2 separate regions of the Homo sapiens genome follow, and region 2 is linked to region 1. A link is a contact called in ENCODE Hi-C data. All regions are on one chromosome and are shown on one strand. The core of a region is the stretch at or near the end of the contact, and the rest is flanking DNA. Distances in the headings are between cores, read along the strand shown.

What was found. Hi-C counts contacts between places; a loop is a spot of excess contacts on that map. Pooled maps may share reads with other maps.
Region 2: a map with no recorded cell type shows a loop between it and region 1 (3-fold over the local background). The contact joins two enhancer-like sites. A Hi-C loop is called at or near these places in 1 of 168 maps with a recorded cell type or tissue (PC-3), 3 of 37 single-sample maps with no recorded cell type and 5 of 50 pooled maps.

The regions. Positions count from the first base shown.
Region 1 is chr6:11,712,248-11,715,988 of GRCh38, forward strand. ADTRP (androgen dependent TFPI regulating protein) reads right to left here. Exons shown (of 6, transcript NM_032744.4): 6 at 1,276-2,265. The coding sequence ends at 2,231. Among named protein-coding and RNA genes, the nearest start is that of ADTRP, 65 kb to the right of the region's middle. RefSeq lists an enhancer at 2,129-2,278. Within about 2 kb of position 2,209, at least 4 of the 41 ENCODE cell types and tissues checked have a DNase peak (open chromatin) inside an H3K27ac peak, as active enhancers do.
Region 2 is chr6:11,853,243-11,856,956 of GRCh38, forward strand. No RefSeq gene overlaps it. Among named protein-coding and RNA genes, the nearest start is that of ADTRP, 76 kb to the left of the region's middle. RefSeq lists enhancers at 1,497-1,576, 1,657-1,726. Within about 2 kb of position 1,734, at least 3 of the 41 ENCODE cell types and tissues checked have a DNase peak (open chromatin) inside an H3K27ac peak, as active enhancers do.

The sequences.
Region 1 (3,741 bases), core at 959-3,458:
GAAGGAAAGTGGGCTCAGGAGTCAACTATCCATGTGACCTTGGACTTGTCATTTCCCTGCTCTGAACGCAGAGGTGTGCTGGAGCCAGTTTGCACAACAGGCTCTCGAGGACTAAGTGGTTGTCCACATCTCTTCCCAACTGTACATTCAGCAACGTGCTGCCAGCTTGAAAAAGGCCATGGGGAGAGTGTTTACACCATGGAAATGAGCACACATTATCAATCAGAGCCTGACATCTTTTCCCCAGAGAGCTGGTTGTTAAACCTTTCCCAGCACACCACCCTCAGAAACTCAGTTTGCTCATTTGTAAAATGAGAACGTAACTCATCTCCTACTTACGAAGTTTCCGTGGGCTAGAATAAGTGGGAGTGGTGATGAATTACTTGACACTACACAAATATTGCTGGTATCATCATGTGGTTGCTATAGTTGTCATTTTCTATTAAGGGCCTAACATAGTGCTATGCAATCTGCAAATACCATATACCTTTTAGCAAATGTTTAATCAGTGTGTTATTGTTTTGTTGTGTATCTTTTCTTAAGCTACTGCAGCACCGAGCATGCCCTTGTGTGCTTAGGCATGTGCTCAATGGGAAATTGTTCCGAGACATTTCTAGTGTTGGAAGAGATATTGCACAATGGCCAGGCATGCTGCAATCAAGGTTTAATTTGGTCCTAGGGCCAGTAAAGCCACAAATAGAAATTTGCAGGCTCATCCCCACCAAGAGCTTACTGTGACTGAGAGTTACGCAGCCCGAGTCACCTCTGGGGTGTGGAACATTTGGGTGATCCCCCGAGGGCTTCACGTTTGGGGAATTTCCACTGTGGCAACTGTTTCTGAGCTCCTGCTGAGACCAGGTGCTTGGAGCAGTGAAGAGGCAGCAGTAGATGTGGGGAAAGAGGTGGTATTCCCAGCTCCAACTGGAAAAGACTTGAGGCCCATATTAACAGAACAGTAGAAAAAGAAGTGGGAATTAAGCAGGTTTCTTGGTGCCTGCCCTGGTCTTCCCTTAGGCTGCCTTCCCACCTGAGATATTCTGTCCTCTTCTGTAACCCTTCAAGACCACTCTTGCTCATTTTTACCAGATTTCTCCTACATAATGTTAGGTTGGGAAGTCCAAGTCCAATTTCCTTCAGTGTCCACACCCCAACCCATATGAGCCTAGTGACATACTAGTAGACTCAAATATGTCTACCCACCAATAGCCATTTGCCATTTGTGTTCTTTAAAAAATGTGCCCACAAATAAAGGCCAGGAAAATAACACTAGGAAAATCACAGCAGGGATCATGAATCCTTGTTAAGCATCTGGAAATCAGCTTTGTTAAACCACACACTAATTCAGAAAAGTGCTTTGTAGCAAAGCAATCTCAACAGCCCTTATAATTCTATCACTTCCCATCCAGATTCTTCTGCAAGCAAAATTTATTACTATACCATTTATTTGATGAATTAATCAATGTTCAAATGGAAGAGGTTTTGACAATGTCACTATGTTTGATGTTTATACCTGCCCTGAATGCTTGCTCAGAAGAGAAACAGATTTCCCAGTATTTTTTATAACTTACTTTCCCATTGTCTTCAATTAATTTGCTATTATCCCAAGTAGACAGACAACTTCAGTAGTAGCCATCTCCCTACATTTTTAGATCACTGAAAAAAATGGATGAGCAACCCATGAAAATAACTAGCTTACTGAAATGCTTGTCTTTTAAAGAAAGTTGGGATTATTTAAAAAAAAAAAAATGGCCCAGGACCAGTAGCTAGGAGATCTGGGAGAGAGAAGTCATTGCCTTGGTTCTGACACTAAGTAACCCTTTTGCCTTTTGCAGGTAACTTCTCATCTAGGTCCTCAGCATCCTTCTCTGTAAACTGAAGAGTTTAAATGACTCTAAGTTCCTCTCTCTCTCTCTAGATGTTCTCTAACACCAAGTTTATGTGAGTTTCTTTGGCCAGATTTTAACCAGAGACCATCCTCCACGAAGGTCAAAGATAATTAATTCTGAGATAGCAGGAGTTGTTTTTGGCATGTGCAGTCAACCTTTCAAAAAACCAAGAGTTCTCAAGTTAAGCTACCTTCACGAACCTCTTATTAAATTTAAGTATCACTCTCTGTCCCTCCTACTTTGCTATGTTCCTCCACCACCTCCCTCCACCAGAAAAAAAAAAAAAAGATGAGAAAAATCTCTTGTGTTTTCTTCTTTCTTGGTTCTTGGAAAATGGTGTGCAATTACTTCCTCTTCTTCCGTGGCTGCCTCATGTCACCTGTACAAACAAGAACAGAGACAGACCTCAGGCTTCAGGCTTTCCCTAATGGGTATTTTTGTTGTGGGTAGAGATTCACTCTGACTTGGGGCAGTGGAAAGTTGAACACACTTTTCCCAAGGTGACAAGATGCAGTTTAAGGAGTTATGAAAAAACAGCTGCCACGATGACAGGGGCAGAGAACAACTCTGCCGTCCTCCCTCAGTGCTGGGTTCACAGTTAGCCAGGCACCCACGATGCTGTTTGCCTTCAGGTACTCTGCATAGCTAAGAGGAAGCATATTGCTGTGACTCTGAGTGAGTGTCTGCAGGCTACACACAATCCATCAGCAAACTTTGAGACTTTGCAGATGGAGATGAAGAGACCACATCAAATTAGAGAGGAAATAGAAGGGTGGATGTTCAACTAATTGGGGTCATTCTGTGACCTCTTAGCAAATGAATTCATCAGCCTGGTGGAAAAGTACTGGCATATGGATTAGGTTTGAGTAAGCTCATTAGAGGGGCATTATTCTACTGAAATTATAGCATTAGATTTGTAGAATGACTTCTATTCAGCCAACAAGTTGGTACTCCATATTTAATGATCATAAATCTTTGTGTAAGCTCTGCAATTTGTGAAATTTCATTAGCTCATTATCCTTTGTGCTTGTTGCCAAATACTGTCAATGCTACTTTAAAAACTTCTCCTCCATTCCAGAACTTACAGCCCTGGTAGTTCTGGCTTGGTATTCCTGCAGCAAATCCATGCTCCTAATTCCATGATTCACCCTTCAAACCCTGCCACCTTCATCAATTCTATCCTTAACAGTAAACACTAGATATCTTATACTCATTCCATTCTGCTGGAACTCCACTTCTTAGAGGCTATCATGACTGGTGACTTGAAGTCCTGTTTGTGGCCCCTTAATTACACTGATTTCCTAGGATGGCCACCTCTTGATCATGCAGTCCTCATGGCTATCCTTGTATTCATCTCATGCAAAATTTTCAAGATCAAAACTCTGTCTTCTTCGTCTGCTCCTCATCAATCTAGACTACCCCAGTCACTTCAGCCGAGGCTTATTGTTTATCAAGCTTTATGGATTTCACGTTGTTTTCATTGGTGTGTCTACTTCTTTCTCTTCTGTTTTTCCCTTTTTTTTTTTTTTTTTTTTTTGAGACAAGGTCTTTGCCCAGGCTGGAATACGGTGGCACAATCTCAGCTCACTGCGGCCTTGAGCTCCTGGGCTGAAGTCCTCCAACCTCAGTCTCCTGACTAGTTGGCACTAGAGGTGCACACCACCATGCCCAGCTTTTTTTTTTTTTTTTTTTTTTTTTTTTTTTTTGCTTTTTTATTAGATACAGGGTCTCACTATGTTGCTCAGGATGATCTTGAACTCCTGGCCTCACCACAAGGGATCCTCCCATCTCAGCCTCCCAAAGTGCTAGGATTACAGGCAAGAGCCACCACCCTTGGCCTTATTTTCCATTTTTG
Region 2 (3,714 bases), core at 484-2,983, 140 kb after region 1:
CCGGCTGATTTAGCAAATGGCCTTACAGAGGTGTTACTAAAACACTAAAAAACAGAACGATTTTATTTACAACCTCATCATCCCACAAGTCAAACAGGATTCATCTTCCGTAGGGCTCTGTGATGGTTGTTTCTCAGGACTAGATATTGTTAGAGATCAAATATAGTTATATATATTTCTGTGTCTATATATATATATATATATATATGGATGTATATATAGGTGTGTGTTTATATAGATATATATATATAGACATTTATGTATATATGTCTACGGATCTAACACTCCAAAAATCTTAGCATGGAAAACACTTTGAACTTATAAATAAGCCATTTTCACTTAAAGATTCCCCTTCTTTCACTAGAAACCTTTTACACTTTGTTTCCCCTCCCCACCTCAACACCCTGCTAGCTTCCCTCCCACCCCCCACCCTGGAACAACAGATTGGGTTAGTGCTAGAAAATGTCTTTTATGGGCAACTTAGGCAACATTCCGTTGTCAATACAATCAACAGAAGTCAGAAATGTCAATATTAGGCAACAGTCAAAAAATTCAAATGAGTTTCTGGAAGTTGTTCCATTTCAGCCCCCTAGTAATTTCTGAGTAATTCCTTCATTTGCCTTCCAAACACTTGGCACAATATTATCTTCAGGGCACAAGCTATGCCCATTAAGCAAATTTATCCAAGCAAAACTGTGCAGCAAAAAGTGGTTTAACATATTCCAAGGTTCAATGTCTCTTTTTTAAGGCAGCTGCTCCTCTCAGCAAAAATAGAATTTAGGGAAGTGCCAACCACAGCATCCTGGGGACTGAAACATCTTTACACATAGTTGTTCTATTTTCAAATAAGAATATATATATAGATATAGATGATGTTTAAACATTGCAAAGCTTAAAGGCATTCACAGAGAGATTAATTGTTGTGTGTGACTATAAGTAACACAAGGCTGAGATTAATAATCTGCTCAGAGAACTATTTTTCATGCGACACACAGAATCTTATTGTGTGTATTTCATTATTGCTATCTGATGGTCCCAAGGGTTCACTGTGTTTATATAAAGATTCCTTGCCTCTTTCCAGAGCCTGGAATGTTTATATTTTAGCACATAATCTTCAGAGACTCTGATGTGAAAAGTAGAATGTGTTTTTAAAAACTCGTTGTGTATTTTCCAGAGTTATTTACAAAAAAAAAATTTTTATTGAATTTGCATTGATCAGTAGTTCCCAACCAGAGGTGACTTTGCTTCCCAGGGGACATTGGGCAATGACTGGAGATATTTGTGGTTGTCACAACTAGCATCGAGTGGACAGAAGCCAGGAGTGCTCAAAACCTACCATGCACAGGACAGGCCCCACAGCAAAGAATTATCCAGCCCCAAATCTCAATAATGCCAAGGCTGAAAGACACTGGTATAGAGCGTCTATCTTGGTTATACATGACAACACTACAGTTTGTTCCATCCAATAGAGAATGTCGCCCATAATATACCCAGAGCAACCACCAGTGGCCTTTGCAATTATAACCCTGTTGGCCTGAGAATACACATCCCCCGTTTCTGTGCATGTCTAGTCAGGGAACTGACCACCAAGTTGGAAGTGAGAGATTCTAGGTCATTTTACTTATGGCTTAAATAGCTCAATATGTTAAAGAGAATTTGGTGCTATCCTTGTTAGTCATGGCAAATTTCCTGGCTGCCTATAGAGAAAAGAGGCAAAGAAATCTATTCTCAGCTGATATGATGGGAAAAGAATTTGATATCTTAAAAAGAAATACTCAGTATTTACCACTGATTTGCAGCATGACCTCGGGGAACTCCCTGGCTTAAAAGCACAATGACTCATGAGTTCTCCGTGATCTGTGACATATTGAGAGCACATAGTGTTGCCTCTCTCTGTTTATTCTTCTAATTCGTTAAAAGAATCAACTATGATTTATTGAAAACAATATATATATATATATAGTGTGTGTGTGTGTGTGTGTGTGTGTGTGTGTGTGTGTGTGGTGTCAGCCTACCTTTTTCCTCCATCAACAGGGAGGGTTTGATTAGGGGATGAACCCCAAATGCTACTACTGCCCTACTCCAACAGATCCTATTTTCACTGTTTCTACATCCATCTCACCTTTGGGAACCATAAAATAAGTGTTTTGCTTGAAGTGTAGTCAGGGAGAGTCCTCATATGGATGTAACTATTCAAGTGTTTCTTCAGGTTTTTACAATAGGTAGAACTTGCAGATATACATTTATCAATTTATTATTAATCATTAGTGTTATGAACATCAAAATTTCAAGGTAGCAACTATCCAGCTTTCTAAAGTAAAATCAAAGTGCTTTTATTTTGCACCAAGTATAGTCTTAATCATGGCCTTCAGGTATATTTCCTTACTCCAAACATAATTCAGTGGAAAGACCAGGCAGTGACCTGGGGCACTTGTTTTTATCTCTCTGAAACTTATTTGTAAATTGGAGATAATAATCATATTTTATAGAGTTCTTGTGAGTTGAAAATGTTAGAAGTCTTAATACTGAAAATATCTACTAAGGATTAAGCAGGTGGATGAAAAACTCACCCCTGGATTCAAGTTAATGAAATCTTGGAATTCCGCAGAATAAACAGAAAAGCCTAAAAACTTGCTAAGAGAGGGAAGAATATTGGCCACATGCCAAGGGATGCAAATCAAACTGGTGTCAGACATTCTGTTAGCAACAGAAGACACTAGTAGATAGGGTGGCAAAGCTTCAAAGTTTTGAAGAAAAACGAATTTGGTCCTTGCATTCTATACCCAGCCAAACAATCATAAAGTACACGGTCAAATTAAAACACCTCCTGATATGCAGTAACTCAAAAAGTACATCACTCCTATATCCCATATGAAAGTACTCCCCGGGGGCTTTCTTACTACCAAAATAAAGCAATTTTCAAAAGAACATGAGACATAAGAGAATGTGCAATGAAGTGTGACCAAGAAGAGGTGAGGAAGCTGCAAACAAAGTTAAAAAGAATTAAATAGATACTAATTGGATATTCTCCTTGGAGCAGCAAAAGTTTGTGGCACAGGATCATATTACTCTTTTATGGATTCCTTTATGAATAATGTTTCTATAATTATAATAGTCCAATACTCCTTCAGAGTAAATATCTAAGGACAAAACATGGAAGGCAGTTACAGGTGGCTAGTTGAATTTAAATGTCATAAATGTTAGCAATAAATGATAATATGACTAACCAAAACTGGGAAACAGGGAGGGATAGAGGGATAGAGAAAGAAGATAGTGTATTTCAGCAAAAGTCTTAATTTTTCCTAGTAGAAGTCAACAGATACTGTCTGAAATAGATAATCACACAGTAGAGAACTACAGGGCTTGATACAGATGTCCTTTATAACTCTTACTCTTGCATTTCCCTGGAAGTATTCAACATGCAATTTGATAAGATAAATAAATTAGAGGTATGAAATCGGCAAGAGGAGGAAAAATGATCACTATTTGTAGATAACATGCTTATGTAAGTGTAAAATCACAGAGAATTTTCCAAAACACTTGCAAGCCATAAATTAGATCAATAAGTTAGTAGAACATGTCAGAAATCAATAGCCTTAATAAAGTGTAAAAAATGACCAAAAATAGCAGTTCAGGTAAGTTACCATGAAAAATCTTAACTAGTGTATATAACCCTTATGAGGAAAATTTTAAATCATTTCTGATGGATACAAA